Linked DNA regions of Homo sapiens: regions 1 and 2 are each linked to region 3. A link is a loop called in an ENCODE intact Hi-C map of the cell type or tissue named here. Cell type or tissue: endothelial cell of umbilical vein. All regions are shown on one strand. Region 1 overlaps CAMK2B (calcium/calmodulin dependent protein kinase II beta). Region 2 overlaps NUDCD3 (NudC domain containing 3). Region 3 overlaps NUDCD3 (NudC domain containing 3).

The links. Hi-C counts contacts between places; a loop is a spot of excess contacts. Peaks named below come from ENCODE experiments on the same cell type or tissue, not always from the same donor. Only the 100,000 strongest peaks of a DNase experiment are listed, where the experiment ranks them.
Region 1: it touches region 3 in a loop (9-fold over the local background); 98 of 110 quality-filtered maps call a loop at or near these places.
Region 2: it touches region 3 in a loop (10-fold over the local background); 25 of 110 quality-filtered maps call a loop at or near these places.

The regions. Positions count from the first base shown.
Region 1 is chr7:44,238,043-44,246,042 of GRCh38, forward strand. It overlaps CAMK2B (calcium/calmodulin dependent protein kinase II beta), which reads right to left. Exons shown (of 24, transcript NM_001220.5): 7 at 5,383-5,485; 8 at 5,208-5,291; 9 at 4,518-4,612; 10 at 4,176-4,298; 11 at 3,658-3,741; 12 at 2,665-2,707; 13 at 1,547-1,621. Among named protein-coding and RNA genes, the nearest start is that of YKT6, 41 kb to the left of the region's middle. RefSeq lists enhancers at 2,835-3,034, 3,195-3,264, 3,285-3,384. In endothelial cell of umbilical vein, CTCF peaks have their summits at 3,096 (motif pointing right), 6,421 (motif pointing right) and 6,621; a DNase peak (open chromatin) is centred at 3,129.
Region 2 is chr7:44,371,796-44,379,795 of GRCh38, forward strand. NUDCD3 (NudC domain containing 3) reads right to left here. Exons shown (of 6, transcript NM_015332.4): 6 at 7,324-8,000. Among named protein-coding and RNA genes, the nearest start is that of CAMK2B, 50 kb to the left of the region's middle. RefSeq lists an enhancer at 6,184-6,373. In endothelial cell of umbilical vein, a CTCF peak has its summit at 3,735 (motif pointing right); a DNase peak (open chromatin) is centred at 7,116; H3K27ac peaks cover 1,755 bases.
Region 3 is chr7:44,473,453-44,481,452 of GRCh38, forward strand. The region is part of intron 2 of NUDCD3 (NudC domain containing 3); the gene reads right to left. Among named protein-coding and RNA genes, the nearest start is that of NUDCD3, 13 kb to the right of the region's middle. RefSeq lists a silencer at 3,898-4,192. In endothelial cell of umbilical vein, a CTCF peak has its summit at 4,091 (motif pointing left); a DNase peak (open chromatin) is centred at 4,069; H3K27ac peaks cover 1,081 bases.

The DNA of each region.
Region 1 (8,000 bases), 240 kb before region 3:
TCTGACTGGATGGTACTAGACTCAGCTGCCATTGGCAGAGAACTGAGCTCCATGCTCACTGCCGTGTGATATGGCTGAGCTGGGCTGACCTAGCAGGATGGGTGGTCCTCTCAGCCCTGCCTCTGCCTTGTCCCCTTAGCTGGTCACCCAGGACAGCCATGCTGGGCTCTGTCCACATGCACTGACCACCCTCCAGGACAGAGCTGCTCTCGGCGCCCAGGGTGGAGCCACACATGCAGGGCCTCATGCACCGTCGCCCCACGTTCACTTGCAGACAGGCGGGCATTGCAGCGGGAGCCCCGGGCACAGGGCAGCGTAGAGGCAGCTGTCTCTCAGCACTGTCCCCTGGGCAGCAGTGCCTCCCCAGAAGCCACTAGCCTCACTCTTTTCTAATCACAGCCCCCTCCCGCCTGCGCTCTGGAAAGGCCTGTCAAATGGAGAAGACGTGGGAGGGCTCTCCCGGGGTGCTGCCTGCTAGACACGTCCACTGGGCTCATGGGAGGAGAATAGACTGCCCTCCCCGAGGACGCCCTGGGCCTCCCCAGAAGGAGGGTTCTCTGGCTGGGAAGGCCAGGCTGCTCACCCTGTGGGTCATGAGGAGGCCTGGGGAAGGCAGTCTCCAGCACCCTGGAACCTCTGCCGGGTCCCCAGCCCACGTTGGAGGCACCGACAGGGAACTCAGCAGCTCAGCCCAGGGAGGATCTGGGGTCACCCCTGTAGCCCTCTGTGTTCTGTGGCCAGGCGTTGTCAGCTTGGCCTGCCCTAAGCTCTCACCAGCCTTCAGCTCAGGCTGGAGCTGCAAGGAGGTCTTGGGGTCGCCTAGCCCTCATGGGGTCTGCCCATGGTCACAAGCCAGCAGGTGGGCAGAAGCCAACTTGGGCCTCTGGCTCTGGCCCCGCACAGCCCAGAGGAGCAGGTGGCCAGTGCCGGCCTTTTCCCTCACAGGGTTTGAGGCCAGGGGAGGAGGACTTTGCAGAAACAACCCAAGAGGAAGCCTTGAAAGTCTCCTCAGGGTGCATAAAACCCTCACCCACTCCAGAGCGGCTTGTCCTGGGGGGATGCTCAGGGCAGACATGCATGTGTAGGACTCAGCAGCACAGACCACCGTCTCCATGCGGCCCCAGAGGGGCAGGGTGTGTGTCTGCCCCAAGGGCCTCTGCCTCTCTGGCTCTGCTCCTCAAGGCTCTCCTTTCAGGATTCAGACCCCCCAGCAGCAGGCCCAGTGGCTCCCTGTGGGCCCAGGCCATTCTTAATGGGGGTCTCCGGACCCCCAGACCTCGGGGGCCAGGACCAGAAGGGCTTGGTGTAGCCCAGGGGCCACCTAGCCCAGCCCCTCCTCTTACAGGCGAGGAGCCTTGGGGGCTGCCTCCCTGCCCTTGTGGTGGGCTCTGCTGGGATGTGACCACACGGGAGCAGGGGCTCCCGGGGGCCTGGCGGCCTCTGGGGCGGCTCTGGAGCCCGGCCAGCGGCTGCGTGCAGCAGGGGGCTGCATGCTGGCAGGAGGGACGGGCGGGAGCGGGCGGGACGCTGGTCGAGACACATCTACCTTGTTCCACCAGCCCCATGGTGGTGCCGGAGGCCGCGGTGGACATTGTGGCCGGAGCGGTGGTCTGTCTGCCCACTGTTAGCACCGGGTTAGAGACGAGGGGAAGGGAGGGGTGGGCGGACACAGACGAGGGGTGGGCGAGGTAAGGGAAGAAAAGAGACAAAGGAAGCAGAAGAAGATTAGAGTTAAAGTTTAGGTGACAGATGGTTCCAGAATCCTTTGCTCAAGAGAGTGAAAACAAGATTGGACTGATTGACACGGAAAAGCATTTGCCTCCTTTCTCCTTAGAAAACCCCAGTGGGGGCTTCTCATGCCCAAAGGGTGTGGTGAGCACACAGCAGACAGGACAGTCCTATTAGTGTTGGTGTGACCGTGTGCACGCGTTCCCGGCATTACAGCATCACAGCAAAAGTAACAGGATGGCGGGTGGGGGGCACCAGATGCAAACGGACAACGAGAGAGACGGATCACAGACGCTCGCACACGGAGTGTCGGACGACGGAGAAGCCACAGGTACAGCTTGTCCAGACCTGGGCTGCCGGCTCCACTCCGGGGCTAACATCATGCCCGATGGGTCTGCCAGCGCCCTGGGCCTCAGGGGTCTATAACAGACCCCACCCCCCTGCCAAGAGAACTTGCTTCCCAACCACCCACCCTGAGCAGCCGGGACAGGAGGCTGCAGCTCATCCAGAACTTGGAAGGAGGCCCCCGAGCCTCCCGCATCACCCCGCATCCCTTCTGCCCACCTCCCGCACAAAACACAATGTTCAGAGCACTCAAAATGACAAGGAGGCCACATAGATGCCCGACAAACGCCTGGACAGACACACACGATGCTGTGAGCCCCAGTGGGGCAGCACAGACGCTCGTGTTCAGGGGGTGGAGGGACACAGACCCAGCACGAAGGTGATGGCCTCGGGGGGCTGGACCCTGTGGTATCACCCAAGGTGGGAGCCCAGCGGGGCCAGGTGGGCAGTGGGTCTCAGAGCTGAGGGCAGACGCCGAGGGCAGGCCTGCCGCAGAGGAGGAGTGGAGAGGCTGGTGAGGAAGGAGGCGCTCTCCTGCGTGGGCCAGCAGGGAGGGGGCAGCGCCTGTCTCCCTGGAGAAGAAAGGCTCACCTGAGAAATTCCGTGTGGCCAGCATGGTGGTGAGGATGGCTCCCTGGGGAGAGACACAGATAAAACCGGGGCTATCCCATCAGTGTTCCCTGCTGGCTTCTGGCCAGGATAAGACCCCTGTCCTCCTGCCCAGATGCTCAGCCTCATTGTCATGAGGCTGACATGACCTCAGCCTTCCAGAGAGGCAAGAGCTCCAGGAAGCCAGCAGCCGCACTGAGACAGATCACCTATTTCCAGAACTACACACACCCTGGGCCTAAACCTGTTGACCAACTACAGCTTCTAGCTGCTTCAAGACCCCTCAAGCCTCAGGGGTCACCAGAACAGCTGGTCACCACGGCAGCTCCTCTGGGGTCCAGCTCCCTGACAGCCCCTTCTTTTCCTGACAGGCTCAGACAGGGCAACAGTCCTGGGGCTTCCGGGGAGAACTGCTCAGAGACCAGCAGAGGGCAGTCAGGCAACAAGTCCCCATCCCGGAACCCACAAGTAGAGGGACTGCCAGTGTGCGGTCACCGGAGCCAGCCCTGACCAAAGCAGGCAGGTTGGATACCCTACTGGGACCCACCTCCCTCCCAGAACTCCCCCAGCCCACCCAAGACCAGTGTGTGTGGCTCTGCTCTCCTTACCAAACCTGTCTGAGCCGGAAGCTTCGGACTTGCTTGTACTAAACAGTGTGACTGCCAGAGGGTGAGTGCTGCCTGCAGAGCCCGGGTGAGGAGCCCACAGCGAGCGCTTCAGGACAGCTCCTCCAAGGGCTGCTAGGAGGTGGCACAGACAACTAGGAGGAGCCACACCTGGCCCAGGGCCCCTCTGGACTCATTCCCAAGCTGGCCTGAGTTCACCTGATGCATCCAGTCTGGGACTTGCTAACAGTCAGTCTTGGGGGCAGCAGTAACCCCTAGGTCTGCCCAGACCCCCCAAGGCCCCCCTGCTCCAGCCCAGAGGGACACAGAGAAGCATGGCCGTGCCTGGGACTAGGGGCCAGGGCCTCACCTTGAGCTTTCTCCTGGCATTGAACTTTTTCAGACACTCCACAGTCTCCTGTCTGTGCATCATGGATGCTACCGTGGAGCGTTGCTGTGGGGAAATGGGTGGTCATATGGCAGCCGAGCCCGAGGCACAGGGGAGAGGCCAGGGTGGCAAGGCTTGTGGCACCCTGGGGTCCCCACTTGCCAAGAGCCACCGGCCACCATTGCGGCAAGGGTTGTCTGTCCCCACCCGCCTGGGACTTCAAGACTCGTCTCTCCCTTGCCTCGTCCACTCTGCCCCTCACAGACAGGACTGCAGTTGGGAGGAAGGGATCACCTCTACCCTCTAATGCCTTCCAAGCCCCAGGCCTCACAAACGTGCTGGTATGTCCCAAGCCAGAGGCCACAAGGAGCACCCAGGGGACCCAAGGGAGCTCTTGGATGTCAGGAACAGGACCCTCTTGGGGTCCTTGCCAGGGGAGTGGTCTGAGGCCATCTCCACCAGGAGCCCCCTCCCCACCATGGGCACCAAGGGCGACTCACGCAGACCCACGGGTGCTTCAGGGCCTCATGGGCTGTGATGCGCTTGGCAGGGTTGATGGTCAGCATCTGGTTGATGAGGTTTTTGGCTTCAGGAGTGACGGTGTCCCACTCAGGGGACGGGAACTGCAGAAGGAAACAGCGCCCCGGCCGGGCCTGAAGCTCCCTCTCAGGCAGGGGCAAGAATTCTCCAAGGGGCTTCATCTCCAGCCACGAATCTGGGAGAGCAGGACCCAGGACCTGGCCACAGGTGGCTTCACCCCACTCCTAGCCTCTTCCCACGCTGCCCTCACCCGGCCACACCTGGAGGAAGGGAGCTCATCAGAGAGGGGCTGGTGCACTCACGTCATAGGCACCAGCCTTGATCTGCTGGTACAGCTTGTGCTGGTCCTCGTCCCAGAAGGGTGGGTAGCCCACGAGCAGGATGTACAGGATCACCCCTGCGGATGGGGCCTGTGAGCACCGCAGCCACTTGCAGGGTGCCACCGTCCATGAAGCCCATGCCCTGCACCCTCACTGCCTAGCTCCTGTGGCCCTGGGAGGGCATTGGGGTCCTCAGCATTCCTTTGCCCCCACCTGTGCAGCAGACACTGGGGTAGAAGGGCACAGCCGGCCCCCTGACCTCTGCCCCACACCCACACTATCACAGGGATGAGGGTGATGTCAAGCCCCTCTGCTGCTCCCCACCTCTGTGGGAGGAGACCCCTACCCAAGGAGGTGGCCCTGCCCATGGCCCAACAGCCCCTGACCTCTCTTCTCCACTCCCATCCACCCACCACACTTCTGGACCAGACCTCTGCTGAGCGCAGGCGAGCACTGGGGTGCGCCAGGTTCATGTGAGCAATTCTAATCTGGGTGGAAAGGGGGCTCTTGGCTGTGTGGGCAGACCCCTGCCAGGGCAGCTCAAGGGCAGGTCTGACACAGATAAACCCAGATGAGAGCAAGACGTGCTGGCCACTGCACACTCCAGGATGTAGGTGGGAAGTCCTGAAACACCCGAGGCCCTGCCCCGCACCAACTCAGGCCAGGCCTCACCACATGCCCAGATGTCCACAGGCTTGCCATACGCCTCTTTGCGAAGGACCTCAGGGGACAGGTAGCCTGGTGTGCCAGCGAAACCTAGAGAGAGGGGAAGAGGCCACAAGGGGCTGTCAGCATCACCTCCTGCCCTGCCAACTGCCAGCCAACACACCCTGCCCCTGGCACTCACCAAACCATGCCTGCTGGTCCCCCTGCACCTCGATAGCTAGGCCGAAGTCTGCCAGCTTCACTGCAGCCCCTTTGCACTTGCTGGCCAGAAGCAGGTTCTCCGGCTGCAGGGAGGTGACCGGCACAAGGGTGCATGTTGTTTAAACCCAGAGGTGTTATGTGGGGTTGGGTGGGGGGTTACAAAACAGAGAAAACAGTGGTTTGCAAGAGACAGGTGCACAGGTCTGAGCCCTGCCCCATGGTGTCTGCAGGGCATGGCTGAGCCTTCACCCCAGAGTCCCAGACGCTGAGCCTGCAACCCCACAGCCCCTCTGCCCCTGGGGACAGAGACACAGCAGCTCTGGCCTTTCAGAGGAAACTTGGCTCTCAGCCTGAGCTTGGATCCCCATAACCTGGAAGGGCGACCTGGGGGCTAGTTGGACCAAAACCTCAAGCTCATCCTTACAAGCAAACTAAATGTTCCCCACAGCCCTGGGGCAGACTGTGCAGTGGCTGGGGGCTCCCATGGCCCTCGGACTCCCACTGGCTGAGAGGCTGCAATGGCCCTCCCTTCCCTCCCTGTTTCTCACTCCTCAGAGACCTGGGATGTTGGGGGCTGCTTGAGGGGAAGTTCAGGTATTTCCTGCTGAGATGGTGACCCCCAAAGGGCAAGGAGAAACGCCCAGGGCCCTCAGCACTAGGGGCAGCCCAGGACATCCACCCACCAAGTCCCCCTGGCTCTGGTCATCCCCACTACATGGGGCAGGAAGGAGGCCCCTGCAATGACCCCCTGCCCGCTGGGTATCCACAGGTTGGGGGGTTACTCAGGCCCTGACACAGAGAGCAGTGCCCTTGCTCAAGCCAGAAGGACATCTGCTCCCTATCTTGCAGCAGCGGCCAAGGAGGCCTGGGGGCACTTGGCACTGAGGGCCTGAGGGGGTCCCAGGGCCACTGCATCCCATGGGACCTTCCTGTCCCAGCTTTCAAACCCCATCGGGCTCTGGCCTACCCATCAGCCTCACCATCTCCCAGCGGTGGGGTCTCTTGGCTGCAGGCCTTCCTTGTCCCTGACCAGCAGGGGGCTCCCTGGGGCCCTCGGGTCCCTTGGCCAGCCTCCCAGGCCACCCCTTTGCCCTGGTGAGTACCCCGCTGTCCTGGCACTGCTTCCATCTGATGCACTACCCTCGGGATCACACTGCCGCTTGATGAGCCGCCCAAAGAGACAAAACAGACCACTCCACCCACTTTTAACACTGGTTGTAAACCTCAGAGATCTTGAAATGTGAAAAAGTGACCCCCAGAATGAATGACATATGCTATCCCCATGTGGAAAGACTGCCACAGCCCCGAGCTGTGAGCGCCCCTCAGCAGAAACCCAGAGCTTCCTCGAAAGCTCCAGCCACGCCCTACTGAGCAGGCGGGATGAGGCCGTGTGCCCCCTTGACAAGGCAGCATTGGGGGCTTCTGTCCCCCACCTCCACCTCCTCGTCACCTTGGGGGTCCCAGCCTGCTGGGGCACACGCATCCGTGTCCACCGAGCACCAATCCACAGGCCACTGGACATGGTGATTTTGCCAACGTGAGTGGGTGGAGGCCCCAAGCTCCCCGTGCAGCTACATGGAGAAGTTGGACAGAGGAGGGGTCAGGGGCTGCATTTCTCCACCCAGCCCAGAGCAGACTTGCTGCATGTCCCCCCTCCCCAGAGGAAACAGACCAGCAGTTCTTCCGAAGAGAAGGAGCGTTAAGTGAACATGGACCGTAGGAAGCACTGGGCAAGAAGGCCTGGAGGCTCCAGGGTAGCTCTCAGGCTGTGCCCACCCCTGCTAGGCCACCCAGTGATGCCCCCACCCTGGCTCTTTTGCAGTTCCCTGGGATGACATCAACTGCCCTCTGCTCTCTACCACCCTCCCCAGTGGGGTGAGAGCAACCCCACTACTCTGCTGCTTCCTGGGCTGTCACGATCAAGATGGTGGATTTCTGTCCAGGAGAAAAGGACATCCTGTCCCCCTCAACAGGAGGTTGAGACAGCAAGAATTCTGTTTGTCCCCCAAATTGGGGAGGAGGTACCACTGACCTCTACTTCTATGCCTTGGCTCCAGAGTTAACCAGATAAATCATGGGGTCTGGTAACACAATGTCTGTGGCCCCTCACAGGAGAGCCACTGAGTCCTAGCACCAACCCACGTGGCCCCGAGGGGAGCACCTGGGGGCCCCCTCCTCCCAGAGGCGCCTGAGTGAGGCTGACTCAGGTGAGACAAAGCAGGACATGCTTGGGATGCAGAGATGAGAGGGAACAGGGGGTACGGTGGCGTGTAAAGGGTATAGGAGAGGGTCCCGGATCTGCTCTTGGTGTGACACTCTCCCCAGAGCAGCACAAAGATCATCGATGGCCTAAGGAAAGGTGTGACCCCCATTCAGCATGAAAACCAATGGGGAGGTTGGTCTTAAAAATGCCATCAGGGTGATGGCCCCAGGGTCTGCACTGCTTGCCTGTCTACAGAGAAGCAGCAGGCTGAACCAAGCCTTGGGGAAGGTGGGGTTGAAGAAGGAGGAAAGGAGATTGGAAGGAAGGAAAGGGAGGAAGGAAGGGAGAGAGGAAGGAGCAGAGAGACAGCTAAGCTTCTGAGAGGCCACCCTGTG
Region 2 (8,000 bases), 100 kb before region 3:
AAAAAATTATCCAGGTGTGGTGGTGGACTCCTGTAGTCCCAGCTACGCGGGAGGCTGAGGCAGGAGAATGGCATGAACCTGGGAGGTGGAGCTTGCAGTGAGCCAAGATTGCACCACTGCACTCCAGCCTGGGCAACAGAGTGAGACTCCGTCTAAAAAAAAAAAAAAAAAGTCTCCCATCAAAGGGGGAAAAAACCCTGCTGAGAATTTTATTGGGATTACATTGAATCTATATATCAATTTGGAGAGAATTGACAGCTTAACAATATTGTCTTCCAATTCACAAATATATCTCTCCATTTTTAAAAAGTCTTATTTAATTTCCTTAAGTAGGTATTTTTTGTGGTTTTTAGTATACAGGTCCTATACATGCTTGGTTAAATTAATTCCTGAGTACTTTTCACTTTTGATGCTATGGTAAATGGCATTTAAATTTTTATTTTCTACTTGTTTGTTGCTAGTATACAGAAATGCAATTGATTTTGTACATTGATCTTGTATTCTTCAAACTTACTAAATTCACTTATTAATGTAGTAGTAAAATTTTAATGAATATGGAGTTTCAGTTTGGGAAGATGAAAAAGTTCTGGAGCTGGATGGTGGTGGTTATGGTTACACAACCACGTGATGTATTTAATGCCACAGAGCTTGTAATGGTAAATTTTATGTTTTTATGTTATATATATATTATCACTGGGTAGATTTGTTAGTATTTTCTAGGTACATTATTATTATGTTCTATGTGGATTTAAAAAGTTTAACTTCTGTAGTCATAAAAGAAGGAGGAAGACAAAGAGGAGGAGAAGACACAAACGAAGACTGTTGATAGCCACATTTAGCTTTCATTGAATACAGTTAAGGATTCAGAATTTTTCATTTGCTGCCTATATCAGCAAAGATTAGAAAATTTGCAGAGAATGACATTCACTATTATTAGGCAATTCAGAAGATGACATAGAAAGACAGCAGCACTCTCTAATGATAATGATGAAAATGAAAGTACAAGGGAAATCTTAGAATGAGTCTTCAAATGATAACATCCCAGATAAATTTTCTTGAACTCAAGAATTAATGATGAACAATATATTTCTAATTTCAAAAATGAAATATGACATTCTCATTCAGTGAATCACTCAGCATGAAGGACTTCATCACACAATATTTCACAAGATCCTGGACCATCCCATTTTGCTAAAAGGACAGTATTGTGTGACAGTATTCTTTCATCTTTTATGATGTTTGTACATCAAAATGTACTTTATATATTAAAATTTCTTCTGAGAAATAAGAAGTTAAAAATTAATCCAAGAAATCCATCTAGGATTATGTTTGTTCATGTGCGGAAGATAACTTGGGTGGCCTGTGAAGTCAGGCCTCAGACAGTTCCTTCGTCCTGGCATCCCTTCAGCCTTTCTGGGTGGACAAGAGGGTTATGAGAGAAAGCAGCTAAAGGTGAGAAGCGCCCAGGCCGCCCTCCCTACTAATGCATCTCCTATCTCTGCCTCTGACCCAGCCCCTTGCTCTGCCATGGTGCTAAATCCAAGACCTGCCCTCCCCTGTGAGGGCTCTCCACACCTTCAACTGACCACAAACCTATCCACACCCCTTAGTTTGCCATTCAAGGCCCTATGCACATACCTGCTTGTGAATTCTACCTGGGCTGTTCCCTCTGCCAAGGCAGTCTGACTCCATTCTCCCTCTGGACCCTGGTAGCATCCCTTGCTCGGTCTCCAGTTCCTCCCAGTGCAGTGTTGCAGCCAGGCTGACCAGGCTGACAACCAATCTGCCAGGGGATACTGCCTCTAGGGCAGTGGGTCCCCTCTGCCCTGAATGTCCCTATGCGGGGGAGCTGTGGTATGAAGTGGGGAGTGGTGAGGACTGTGGTGCTCAGCCCTGCCTACCTGCTACAGCTGAGGCTGTCCCTAGAAGGATCCCACCCAGCACTGCCTGGACTCTTTACTTTTTCAAAAGAGCTCAGAAACCAGATCTTTATATAAAATCTCTTGTTTTTTTCAATGCCAGCAACAACTCAAAATTGTAATGGCTATGGAGTTTCAGTTTGGGAAGATGAAAAAGTTCTGGAGCTGGATGGTGGTGATGGTTGCATAACCATGTGAATGTACTTAATGCCACAGAGCTTGCACACTTGAAATTGTTAAAAGGATACATTTTATGTTATGTATATTTTATTACACTTAAAATAATTTAAAGTGTGTGGGGGTTTCCCAACACCCCTCCTCAGGTGAGGGCAGTGTAGTAAACAGTGACGATGGGTAGGGCAGGGGATCAGAAAGGGTAGGGGAGGACAGGGGTTGGGTTAGGGCCAGGCCGGGTCTTGCCCATGGGTAGCAGGGGTCCTGAAGGAGGGGCCATTGACGTGTGTCCAGGTCTGTATGCTGCATTGTGTGGGGGAAAGGGAGAGTGTGATCATTCAGCAGAGCAGTGGGCTCAGGGGGTGGTCGAGGGGTGGGGGTTGAGGGCAGGTGATCCTGGGTTCAGTCGCTCACCTCCGGTCTGCAGGCCCCAGGTGGCAGGAGGCCATTCACTGGAGGCCAGAGACAGGTGGTGCTCTCGAGGGTGCTGATGCCCTCATGCGGTGGGACCCCCAGGAAGCCTGCCAGTGCCTTTGGATGCTCAATGCTGGGGTTCTTCCCACTCAATGTTGGTCATTTTGCAGCTGAAGAAACTGAAGCATAGGGAGACCAGGCCCCCTCCCTAAACTTCCTGTGGTAGCCTTGGCTCTGGGCAAGCAGTCAGGGAGACCCCAGCTGTGCTCCACCTTGCTCAGTGTGGAGGTGACAGTGAGGGCTGGGCGAGATGAGCGGGGGATGGCAAGGATCACACGCACCCCTTTGAGAACAGGTCGTAAGGAACTTCTTAGCTCCTGGGGTCACAGCCCCTTTATCTAGTGGCCAAGGGGTACTTTTGTGGGGCCTGCCACCCCATATACAGCTGTGCCCAGGCCTCCACCTTGCCTCTGGCACCTGCCTTCACGTGTGGAGCACGAGATACTGCCTGGGGATCCTTGGGGATCACACGTGGTGAGCCAAGCCACCTGCCTATGAAAAGGAGAAAAGGAAGAAGATGGAAGAGGAGCAGGGGAGAAGGGGGTTAGGGTCAGGGGAGGGGAGAGGTGGCCTGGGTCTGCACAGAGCTGCAGTGGTGGGACTGAGGGTGGCCCCACTCTCAAGGGCCAAGTAGGGTTGTGGTATCCCTATCTCCCAGTGCCCTCCCTTGGGGTCTGGCTCCTGCCCTGCTTCTCTCTTCTGCCTTCAGACATTTGGGATAAACTCCAAACAGCAGACCATGGCCTTTAAGATCTAGCCCCCAGGGTCCCCACTCTCCTTTCTCATCCATGTCTCCAGGGCCCTCTCCCCTCTGAGGGGACCCTCCCAGGGACCCAAACTAAGCCCAGCCTGCTCCCCGGGCCCTGTGGAGTCCACCAGAGCCCAGTCCTCCCTGAGTCATGATGGCAGAGTCCTTTATCTTTTGTCACTACACGGGAAATGTGGGGTGTCAGTGGCCTGTGTTGCTCACAAAGGTCCTGAACACGGGAGTGGCTGCCTGTGGCAGGTAGATCCAGGCTGAAGCAGAGGCGGCCGTCCACTTTCTGCCCCGATGCCTCCCGGCCACCAGACACACTGCCTGCCTTCCACTTAGCAGAGGTTCAACACAGTGTCCATCACCACCTCTAAGTCCACAGGCTTGTGTTTGGCAACAACAGTGACCTGTTGACCAGGCCTGGGGTCTGGAGCCTGCACTACTGTGCCCACCACTGGGTGGTGCCCTCTGGACAGGTGTCCCTCTCGGAAAGCTGAACCCAGGCTCTGAGCCCGAAGGAAGGGTGGGGGCCTGGGAGGGCTTCATGGCAGGTGGAGCGAGGTGGGATGGGGTGAGGAGTGACATGAGGGGGCCCTCCCAAGCCAGGGGCAGGGGGTCTCTGATCACACCCCCAGGGACCCCTGCACCCCACCTCTTGGCAGGAGGATGGACAGCTCCTTGAACTGAACCCCAATGGCTGGGGGTCCTTTTTCTCTTTTTCCTTCCTTACCCTAGTCCTGGAACCCACGGTCTCTAATGCTGAAATTCCCAAATCACAACAGCTTGTGCATCCGCAGGAAGCTCTTCTTGTCCTCCTGTTCTGAGGGAGCGGGGACTCTCCCACACCAGCCGCCCTGGTGTAGATCGCATGGGCTCCACGCTGTCCTGCCTACCCGCTCAGCAGGGCTCTGTGTCCTGGGGTGAACCTATGGCCGCGTCTTCCCGCAGAGAGTGGGTGGTGTTGCCTCCTCTTTCATGTGTGGGGCCATCAGCCCACATTTCTGTAATGCCTAACCCATCGCTAACCAAAAGTCAGACATGGCGCTGCGGAGATGCTCACCTTCAGGTTCTGGCACCTTCCACCTGCCTTGGTTTCCTCAGCTGTCATGTGGGGTATGGGTAGGATGCACCTCAGGCATTGTTCAGGGCAGTGCTTCTCAAACTCACCCCCAAAGCCTCCACCCCCAACCCCCCCCCGAGGGGTTCTGATCCTGTTGGGGAGGGGAAGATGGGAAATTGCACCTCTGATCTACTCAGGTGTTGGTGGCTTCCACTGGAACCCCAACGTGAGACCACCTCTGAAGACTAAACCCACTGCTACATGCTCCAGTGCCAGCGGCAGGTGACATTCCCAGGGAATCAGCAAACCCTGCAAAGCAGACATGACGGTGGCCTTAAGTTAGGGCTCTTTTTTTTTCTCCAAGACACAAAAATGACTAACCTTTAGAAACGGGAATATTTATCTTGAACACAGAGAGGACCCTGAAACCCTGCAGGCCTGCCTTGAGCACCCAAAGTACACTTCCTCCATGTCCTTTCCGAGTGCACCTGTCAGTCTCTCTCCCTCCCTGTCCCTCCAGTGTCCATCTCTAAGACCCTGAGTCCCTCTCCCTCCCTTTCCCTCCTGTGTCCATCTCTGAGTGTCCCTCTCCCCCCGACCCTCCCATGTCCATCTCTGAGTGTCCCTCTCCCTCCCTGACCCTCCCATGTTCACCTCTGAGTGTCCCTCTCCCTCCCTGTCCCCTCATCTGAGTGTCCCTCTCCCTCCCTGTCCCCTCAGTGTCCCTCTCCCTCCCTGTCCCATCTGAGTGTCCCTCTCCCTCCCTTTCCCTCCTGTGTCCATCTGAGTGTCCCTCTCCCTCCCTGTCCCTTCCACGTCCCTCTGTGTCCCTCCCTCCCTGTCCCTCCCGTGTCCATCTCTGTGTCTCCCTCCCTCCCTGTCCCTCCTGTGTCCATCTCTAAGTCCCTCTCCCTCCTTGTGCCTCCTGTGTCCCTGAGTGTCCCTCTCCCTCCTTGTCCCTCCTGGGTCCCTCTCTGAGTGTCCCTCTTCCTCCCTGTCTCTGATCTCTTTGGATCTCTACTGGCCTCTCACACTGCAGCCAATGTCTCTGGTCTATCCACTCTGTCCCCACCCTGCTCCCTAGGTGCCCACTCAGCCCTGGCTGGCAGCTTTGGGTGCTGGTCTTACATCCCAAGACTGATGTTCTGCTTCCTTGGGGCGAAGGACAGGGCAATCCCTGTGAGGGGGTCAGTTCTCAGAGAAGAGATGGGCCTAGCTGACCCCCAGCTGGTGTCTTCCTCACAGTTGAGTGCATGCTTCTCAGGACTTCAGTAGAGGATTCCACTGAGCTGGGTGAAAATGAGTTTCTCTCTGTCCCCACATCATTCCCCTTTCCATGTTCCTTCCCATGGGGCTCCAGCAGCAGCCTCTGCTCCAGTCAGCTGTGGTTCTCAGTGTCCACCTGCCTGTCTCTCTGGTTTGGGGACAGCGTGTGCTGTGTGACTGTGATTCTCTGATGGATCTGAGAAATGTGGATTCTCCGCTCAGCGGTTTCGTTGTTCAGATGGGAATCCCTTCCATGCTCCCGACTGTCAGGGGCTCCTCCCAGACGTGGTGGAGGCTGGAGATGTCAATGCTAGCTGGGGAAGCAGCCAGGGGCTCCCAGGCTCTGGACTTGGGTGACCCTGTCCTGAAGGTTCCTGGGAAGGGGGAGAAGGCAGGTGGGATGTGGAGGGTTGGGTTGTATCTCCACCTGGGTATTCTCCCAGAGTCAGCAGCAGAGAGCTCCCAGGTAGAGTGCCAGGTGGCCAGACTTCTGTGAGGGGTAGGCACTACCCAGGCTGAGAGCCAGGAGGGGCCAGAGATGCTTTTGGTGGGATCAGTCCTTCCTGCTGGGCCCATGGTGCTGGGATTCTCTCCAAGGGCTGCAGGCCCAGTCTTGCTCATGGCACTCACTTTCTGTTCTCCATGCAAGCCGGATGTGAGACAAGAAACTCAGACCATCTCAACTGCTTAGTGCTTTCTTCCCCCAAAGCCCTGCGATGAGGAAGTGGGCAGTGGGATAGACTGCTCATTTGGTTGTCTGACAGGTCACGAATGGGCCCACCTACAACACAGGTGGCTTGGGTGCTGCCACCAGCCACAGCCAGGAGAGCAGGTCTCTAAACCTGAGGGAACAGGCCTTGGGCACAGGCAGACTTACTGGGGAATCTGGGCTCTATCCTGGGAGTAGAGGCAGCTTCTATCCCAAATGCCTGCCCTACAGCCCTGCCCTGCCTCTGGGAAATGTGCCTGCCCTACAGTCCCACCCAGATGGGAAATGTAGGGGAAATGCAGCCTGAGTCTAGGGACTCATGGTGGCCTGAGCAGAGAGTAAGGAGTGATCCTCAAGTATGCCCCCCACCTTGGAGGACCAGGAGGGTGGAAGGGGAGTTTAAAGTGCAAAGACAGGCTCCAGGCTGGGAGTTCTGGAATAAATACAACTTGCAAAGGGTTGTATTCAGAACATTCCTACAAGTCAACAATAAAAGACAAACAGCTTAGTAGAATAAATGGTGAAAAATAGAAACAAAATTCACAGAAGGAACCTGAATGCCTAATAAAAATATAAATGGGAGTTCAACCTCACCATGACAAGGGAAATGCATGGGCAATCCAACTTTACACTCAGCATGACTGCAAACATTACAGAGTCCATTAAAATGGTGAGGAGCTGAGCAACAAGACCCACTCGCAGGAGGGGTACAGAGGATGCCCTGTGACCCCGCAACTCCACTCACAGGAAATGCCTAGGGAATCTCTCACACTTGAGAATGACTGCTGCATTGTTGTAATATTGAGAAATTGGGGCCAACCTAAGTACTCACCAACAGGATGTTGTTAAATAAACTGTGATATCTACTCAATGGAATATCACACCCCACCTAGGGGAGCAGAGGAGACTGTGTATGGACACAGACAGCTCATGAAGGTAAGGGAGAAAGAAAAGCAACTCACAAAGATACTGATTTATACGGTTTACAAATACACGTACAGTGAAAAATGACACCATCAAGCCAGGCACAGTGGTGCACACTTACAGTCCCAGCTACTTGGGAGGCTGAAGCAGGAGGATCACTTGAGCCCAGAGGTTTGAGTCCAGTCTGGGCAACACAGGAAAAACTCTGTCTCAAAAAAAAAAAAAACTTTTAAAATGACCATATCATGGAAAATTCTGGAGAGCAGTTATCTTGGGACAGAGATGAGGCAGTTGGCGGGGCGGGGCGGGGTGGGGGGGAACAGGGGACAGGGGTGGTCACAGGAGTCCTAGCTGCTCTGAAGTCGTGAGTGGGGACAGCAGAGCCTGTTCAGGAGGCTGCTGACTGTCCAGGGCTTTGCTGAGTGCCTGGCTCTGCCAATGGGAGGTTACCAGCAGGAGAGCCTGGAGTGTCGAGGAGTCACCACGGCCCTGCACTCAGTTAATGCTCTACTGTTGCTGTCTGGATATCACTTGACTTTTGGGTGTGGTTGGTGTTGCTTTAAGTTTCTGGGGATAGCAAAAGCTTAAGAAGTGACTCTTGCCATCACATGGCTGACCACCTCTGGTGAGAACACTGGAGAATAGTTTAGGGGTGCCCGAGTTTCCCCCACTGCATAGAGCCTGGTGCCAGGGAAGACAGGCTGGACCTGGCTGTGGCCC
Region 3 (8,000 bases):
GTACACTAAGGAGAAGCTACCTGGCAACAGGAAGTATTCAGTCAGTGTCAGCTGCTTATCTAGTGCAAGGGTTCACAGCACATTCCAGGGATATGACAAAGGCAACATTCACTGATGTGCTTTTGTCTGTGCATGTGTACTATATATAGTAGGGAAAATATATACATACATATAAAATATTAAAATTTTGCAAAAGATGATATTGAACAACAGTCATCTTTAGGAAGAACCTGCTTCTATTACATACTCTCCTAACTTTCAAAAATGTTACCCTAAATCCAACTCCAACTTATAGGAAATAGGACAAAGGACATGCTAAACCACATGTGGGTAATAATCAGCAAAATCCAGCTAGTGGGAAATACAAACAAACAACTTGATTTACTTTACCAAATAAATTTTGAGGGAAAAAAAAGAGAGAAAAATGGAGGGTTGACTATGAGGCATTGGTGTTTGGAGCCTTATTAGTAGCCTGATTCAAACAAAACTTTCTTTTAATTAGGACACTATAAGAAAACTGGAAGTTTAAACAGTGGCTGAAAATATTTACAGATGAAATGATACAAGGCAGAATTTGTTTCAAAATAAACCAGGAGGGAGAAAAGCAGGCTGCTGTTGGAACTGGGCAATGAGCACATGAGGAGTCATGTTCTTCTGTCTACTGTCTTTTGTATTTCAAATTCTACCTAATAAACATTTTGTGAAGTACATATATTACCTTTCCAACATCAAAAAAAAAAAAAACCAAGCTAGCATAAAAAGAAGAACTATTATTATAGAAAAATATTCAAATAGAAGTTGGTTATTTTAAAAGAAATTGGCTAGTTTTTAAAAAGTATCTCTCAGATAGTAGGGTAATTAGTTGCTTTTTTCTAACACATCAATGCAAATAAATCCTCAGTTAGTCCACGAGGTAGTTCTGCTTCAATTCCCAATAACTCTCTGGCCCTACCTTCTAAATGTATGATTTTAAGCAAAGCACTTGACCATTGTACATCTCAATTTCTTCACCTGTAAAAAGGAAGCAGATCACTGGTTCTCAATTTTTGGAAATACACATTTTTCCAGGGGAAAAACTCCACAGATGATTCTAACACTCCTCTTCCTCCTCCCTGACCACATGCTCCCTGAACCCATCCAACTCTGAAAACGTTAAGATACCAGGTTATTTTCTGATATAACTTCAATATCCAGCAAACTCAACACTGCTTTCTAAAAATGAAGCATATAACCTTCACTGCAAAATAAAAATAAACTGCAAAATAAAAAATAAAAATGCAATGTTTCTTGTGAGAATTTTTTAAAAGTCCTCCTAACAACTTAAATCAGGTTTTCCTGACTTGTGATTTAAGTCAAATCGCTTGGAGGCTTCTTATGCCTGAGCTTTCTTAAAGAAGGTGCAGTTTCAGGGTGAATCACTGGAAAGGTGAAATAGCAGCTATGACACAAGATGACACTGAGCCAGGTGGCCTAAGGCTCAATCCCCAGGTGGGGTCCACAGATAGCTGAATCTGAGGGGAAACAGACAGACATCCCTCAACCCCTGGCTTTCTATTCATTATTCTCTCTCAGTGCATACTATGCAGCATATGCCCTCATCCAAGGACAAGAGCCACTTCAGGTAGACAACACTCAACAGTGTACATCACAAATTCATTTCTTTTTTTTTTTTTTTTTGAGACGAAGTCTCGCTCTGTCACTCCAGCTGGAGTGCAGTGGCATGATCTCAGCTCACTGCAACCCCCGCCTCCTAGGTTCAAGCAATTCTTCTGCCTCAGCTTCCCGAGTAGCTGGGACTACAGGCATGCACCACCACACTCAGCTAATTTTTGTATTTTTAGTAGAGACAGGCTGTCACCATACTGGCCAGGCTGGTCTACATCACAAATTCAAAATCAGCAAAAGGCATGCAGGAAATGCTAAGGATACTCTGTTCAGCATAAAAGAAGATAAAGTGTAATAAAATTTTATAAATATACATACATGTATTTATGTATATGTTTACATGCATAAGAAAAAAACAGGCTGGATACAGACACTCATGCCTGTAATTCCAGCACTTTGAGAGGCTGAGGCAGGAGGATCTCTTAAGCCCAGGAGTTTGAGACCAGCCTGGGCAACACAGGGAGTCTCGTCTCTACAAAAAATTTTTTAAAAATTAGCCAGGCATGGTGGTACACATCCGTGATCTCAGCTACTCAGGAGGCTGAGGTAGGAAGACAGCTTGAGCCCAGGAAGTCGAGGTTGCACTGAGCTACAATTGCACCGTGCTCCACTATATTCCAGCCTGGGCAACAGAGTAAGACTATGTCTCAAAAAAGAAAAGGGAAGAGGAAAAGAAAGAAGGAAAGAAAAGAAAAGCCATAGAAAATATCCCAAAAAGTTAATAGGAAGTGAAGGGATTTTCTTTATATACTCATCTGTATTTTCCAAATATTGTACATTGAGTATAATCAGAAAGAAAAATGAAAAGCTTTTTCTTTTTTAAGAGAAATAATAGTAACGATAATAGCTAGTATCTACTTGAGTGCACACTCTGTCAGGAATCATGCTAAGTAGGTCTCATTCAATCCTCACCACAGTCTACGGGGTTGGGTATATGGAGAGAAGGGGATTCTGATTAAGCCCCCGTGACTCTACAAAGGGGTCTCCTGCAATGGGCACCTGAAAAAGCCTCGACTAGTAAAGGAAGAAGCTGTTTAAAGACGAAACAAGGAACCCAAATTTCTCAGGCAGTGTGAGCCTACACACGGAAAGAAGTCTCAGGCCTGAAGCACAGGCACCTTTCTATTCTCCTGACAGCCCACCCGAGGGACATCAAGAGCCACAGATGTCATGATAGGTGTGTGAGTGCTATAGAAGGAATGTTTGTGTCCCTCCAAAATTCATGTTAAAGACCTAACCTCCAAAGTAATGTTATTTGGAGGTGGGGCCTTTGGGAGACGATTAGGTCATAAGGGCAGATCCCTCGTGAATATGAGTAGTGGCCTTATAAAACAGGCCTAAGGGAGTTCATTTGCCCCTTTCACCATGTGACAGCTCGATGAGAAGACAGAGGTCTATGAACCAGGAAGTGGGCCCTCACCACTGAACCTGCTGGCACCTTGATCTTGGACTTCTAGCCTCCTATAGAGGCTGTCAGCAATAAATGTCTGTTGTTTATAAGCCACCCAGGCTACAGTATTTTTGTTATAACAGACTGAGCGAAAACAGTAAGCAAAACCAAAGAAGAGGTACTAAGAAATGGAATTCGGCATGCACTGGGGGGGTCATCTCACACAGCACCAGGAAGTGAGAAAGGCTGAGTAAGTCTCTGCCCCTAATCACTGAAAATGTGGGCACAGCCAGCCATAAAGGAATAACGTAAAATGAAGTGCAAACTCCAAGGAGGCATGGTTACCTGCTGGGGAAAGCGGAGGGATGAACTACTGGAAAAGACTTTGCTGATGAGAAAAGTGAAGAGTGCCCATACCTACGGAGACCAAGTCAGGAGGGAGCAGCCTGATGATGATGATGAAGTATCTGCCAAGGACACTATTAGGAAACCTGAAATTTATCTTCCAAATGATGCCATTCCCTTCCCAAGAAGCACCGAGGTCCCTGTAACTGCGCACAAAGGCCACACTACCCAAAGCAAGAGAAAGTACTGAACAGTTTTCTCAGGTATTATGTTCTAACGGGCTTGTCCTAGAAGGGGTTAATATGTTAGATTGTTCCATGACACCCTCTTTGTACACTGTCACTACTCTGCTTCCCTGCCCAGGGCAGGAGGAATGGCCTAGTTGGACCCAGGGCCCTGTCACTGCCCAATGCACACCAACAGTGTTGGAGCACTCTGTTCCTCATCCAAAGGACAAAAAGATAACCAGTCCAAGCACAAAGGACAAAGACAACAGTTTCTAGGCAGTAACTGACATTCTTAGTGCTACCATATTTTCCTTCTTCTCTGTTAAAGAATTCTGCTCGTGATTTTTAAAAGGAAAAGCCCAGGACTGACACAGCCTTTCAGAGATTTTTGTCAGCATCCCAGCACAAGCAAAGGCAAAGTCACCATCCCACTGTCTACAGCAACACCTGCAGGTCAAGAGCCTGAACTGCAGGTGCTATGAAAGTTGACACTGACGGCCCATGCCCAGGAAACCAACACCAAACCCTACCGTGAGGTCATCCAAGAGGCAAACCCTAACAGGCAGCTCTTGAGAAATGCCTGATTAGTGACTACGTCATAAGATGCTGCAGACTTTGCGCCCCTCTCTTCCACAGTGCTAATCATGTCTGCAGGCACTGGTCACCCAGTCTAGTATTACATAAACACTGAGGCTCAAATGGCACTTTTTCACTTTTTACAAAGTCTTTACTATGAACAATTCTTTTTTTTTTTTTTTTTTTTTTTTTAGATGGAGTCTCGCTCTGCTCTGTCGCCCAGGCTGGAGTGCAGTGGCACAATCTCAACTCACTGCAACCTCCACCTCCCGGGTTCATGCAATTCTGCTGCCTCAGCCTCCTGTGTAGCTGAGATTACAGGCACGCACCACCACACCTGGTTAATTTTTTGTATTTTTATAGAGACAGAGTTTCACCATGTTGGTGAGGCTTGTCTCAAACTCCTGACTTCAAATGATCAGCCGGCCTCGGCCTCTAACAGTGCTGAGATTACAGGCATGAGCCACCACACCCAGCCTGAACAACTATTAAAATTGTAAAGCATCCTTACAGAATATAAGCACATTCTCTGATGCTATCTTGTGCAAATAGGGAAATATCTGTGTGCAAATTCTCTCTCTTCTCTGAGGAATAAGATGGGTTATTTACTTTGGGCCGGGCGCGGTGGCTCACGCCTGTAATTCCAGCACTTTGGGAGACCGAGATGGGTGGATCACCCAAGGTCAGGAGTTTCAGACCAGTATGGCCAACATGGTGAAACCCTGTCTCTACTAAAAAAATACAAAAATTAGCCAGGCATGGTGGCAGGCACCTGCACTCCCAGCTACTTGCAAGGCTAAGGCAGGAGAATCGCTTGAACCTGGGAGGTGGAAGTTGCAGTAAGCCGAGATCATGCCATTGCACTCCAGCCTGGGCAACAAGAGCAAAACTCCGTCTAAAAAAAGAAAAAGATAGGTTCCTTTAAGCCCTGGGGTGGGGGCATTTCTGATCTTCATTTGACATGCCCTGGCAGCAACAGTAGGGCAGAAACAAGAATGAAATTCAGACCAATTGTAGGTTATTAGTCAGGGAGATGCTAAAATCAGAGTGATGGTAAAATTAGGTCAAAATAAAATTTCCCCCAAATCACCCCAAAAATACTATAAATGAAACCTGTACATTATTATGTATAAATAACAATGTATGCTGCAACAGCTTTAGGGCAGAACACAGGCACAAGGTTGCCAGGATCTGGGAGTCTGGCACCAATGGAAATGTCATTGTATTAGTCCATTCTCATGCTGCTATAAGGACATACCCAAGATGGGGTAATTTATAAAGAAAAGAGGTTTAATTGACTCGCAGTTCAGCATGGCTGGGGAGGCCTCAGAAAACTTACAATCATGACAGAAGGGGAAGTAAACACATCCTTCTTCACATACCAGCAGGAAGACGTGCCAAGCAAAGCGGGAAAAGTCCCTTATAAAACCGTCTATGAGAACTCACTATCACGAGAACCACATGGATATAACTGCCCCCATGATTCACTGCCTCCCACCGGGTCCCTCCCATGACATGTGAGGATTATGGGAACTGCAATTCAAGATGAGATTTGGGTGGGGACACAGCCAAACCATACTGGTCATCTATCTTGACTGTGGTGGTTACAAGACTACATTTGTCCAAAGTCATAAACTGTATTCTAAAAGGAATGAATTGTATTGTTACATAAATTATACTTTACTAAAACACAAAACAATTGTCTGTATACAGTAATGAACACCTTACAACAAAAATGCATATATAGAGGCAGGAGGAGTACTTGAGCCCAGAAGTTCGAGTTCAGCCTGAAAAACACAGCAAGATCCTGTCTCTAAAAAAATAAAATTCAAAATACATATATACAAAATATAAATACATTATTTTTAATCTTGTTTCTTTCTTTCCCAGCACTTACACTGAATTTATTTAAATTAAATAAGCATGTGATGTGACTTTACTGTAGTATACAAAAAGGGAGTTTTTGCCTAATACTGGTTAGAACCGAAAAACATGTCAAGTAAGAGTCATCAGATATCAGCAATCTAAGACTTAGATTCTCAGATTTTAGACAGAGTGCTCACAAAAGATGGTGCTTCTGTGTGGTCTTCTACAGAATAACTACCTTAAATTACTCAATTAAAAGAACTGCAGATCTATAATTTATAGGATAAACCATCCTGAACACTGGTGGGAGGACTTGGGGTGCAGCTAAAGGTAGAACAAGGAAAAGGATGGTCTTTCACATTCTATTTTCAAATCTGCTAAAACACTACATTTCAGGTATAACTAGAGATCGGTGCCACAACTTCCTGTTTTGTTCAAGGAAAACAAGTAACTGAAGCTGAGAATGTTCCAGTCCTTGGAAAGGTTTGATTAGGATTCTTGCGGTACCAGTCTATTCTGAACAAAGAGCTACCAAGTAGAAAGGTTAGCTTTCCTGAAACATATCCAAGTCTTCACTCTATACTTATTTTTAAGGTAGAACTCACAAAACTAACTCTAATTCTAACCCAGAACAAAATTCACTGGTTCAAGAATTTTAAAATAGGGTCTCTACAAAACAACAAAGTAGCTATTCTAGTCTATTACTCAGAAATCAAAACCAATACCCTCCTTTCATTTTTTAGAGATCATAAAAGGAATACAAAAAAATTAATAAAACAAAATAAATGGTCATTACAGAAAAATTAGAAAATATAGTAAGGGACAAAGATAAAAATGAAGAACACTCACAATTCCACCACTCTGTGATTACTACTACTATTTTCTTCCAGCTTTTTTTCTACATACATAATTTTTAAAGTTTTCAAATTTGATATTAGACTATATAGTTTGAATTCTCCCCTTCTCACTTAACATTATATCATGAAAATATCTGTATAAGTCAAGGTTCCACCAAAGAAACAGAAGCAGCAGATATAGTCAGCCCTCGCTATCCATGGGTTCCATAGCCCAAATCAAAATATTCCCAAAAAATATTTACCAAAATATTTGCTGAGGATCAAAAATATTCCCAAAAAATGGCCAGGCATGGTGCCTCACACCTATAATCCCAGCACTTTACGAGGCTGAGGCGAGTGGATCACTTGAGCTCACCAGTTCGACACCAGCCTGGGCAACATGGTAAGACCCTATCTCTACAAAAAATACAAAAATCAGCTGGGCAAGGTGGTGCACGCCTGTAGTCCCAGCTACTTGGGAGGCTGAGGTGGGAGGCTCGCTTGAGCTCAGAAGGCAGAGGCTGCAGTGAGCCAAGATCATGTCACTGCATTCCAGTATGGGCAACAGAGCAAGACCCAGTATCAAAAAAAAAAAAAAAAAAAAAAAAAATCCAAAAATTTGAAAAAAAAAAAAAATGGATTGTTTTGTCTGTGCTGAACATGTACAAACTTCTTGTCATTATTCCCCAAATAATACAGTGTAACAACTATTTACATAGCATTTACATTGTATTAGGGATTGTAAGTAATCTAGACATAATTTAAAGTCTATGGGAGAATGTGCATAGGTTATACACAAATATTATACTGTTTTATATAAGAGACCTAGACATCCATGAATTTTGGTATCCACGAGGGACCAGGAACCAATCCCCTGCAGATACCAAGGGATAAGTGTATTTATTAAGAGAGTTACTGCAAGAAATTGGCTTACATGATTGTGGGGGCTGGCTAGGCCAGTCTGAAATCCACATAGCAGGCCAATGTGGAACTCTCCAGAAACTGAGTGCAGCTGCTGTCCATCGGAGAAATTTCTTCTACTTCAGGGGAGCTCTGCTGCGCTCTTCAGGCTTTCAGCTGATAGATCAGGCCCAC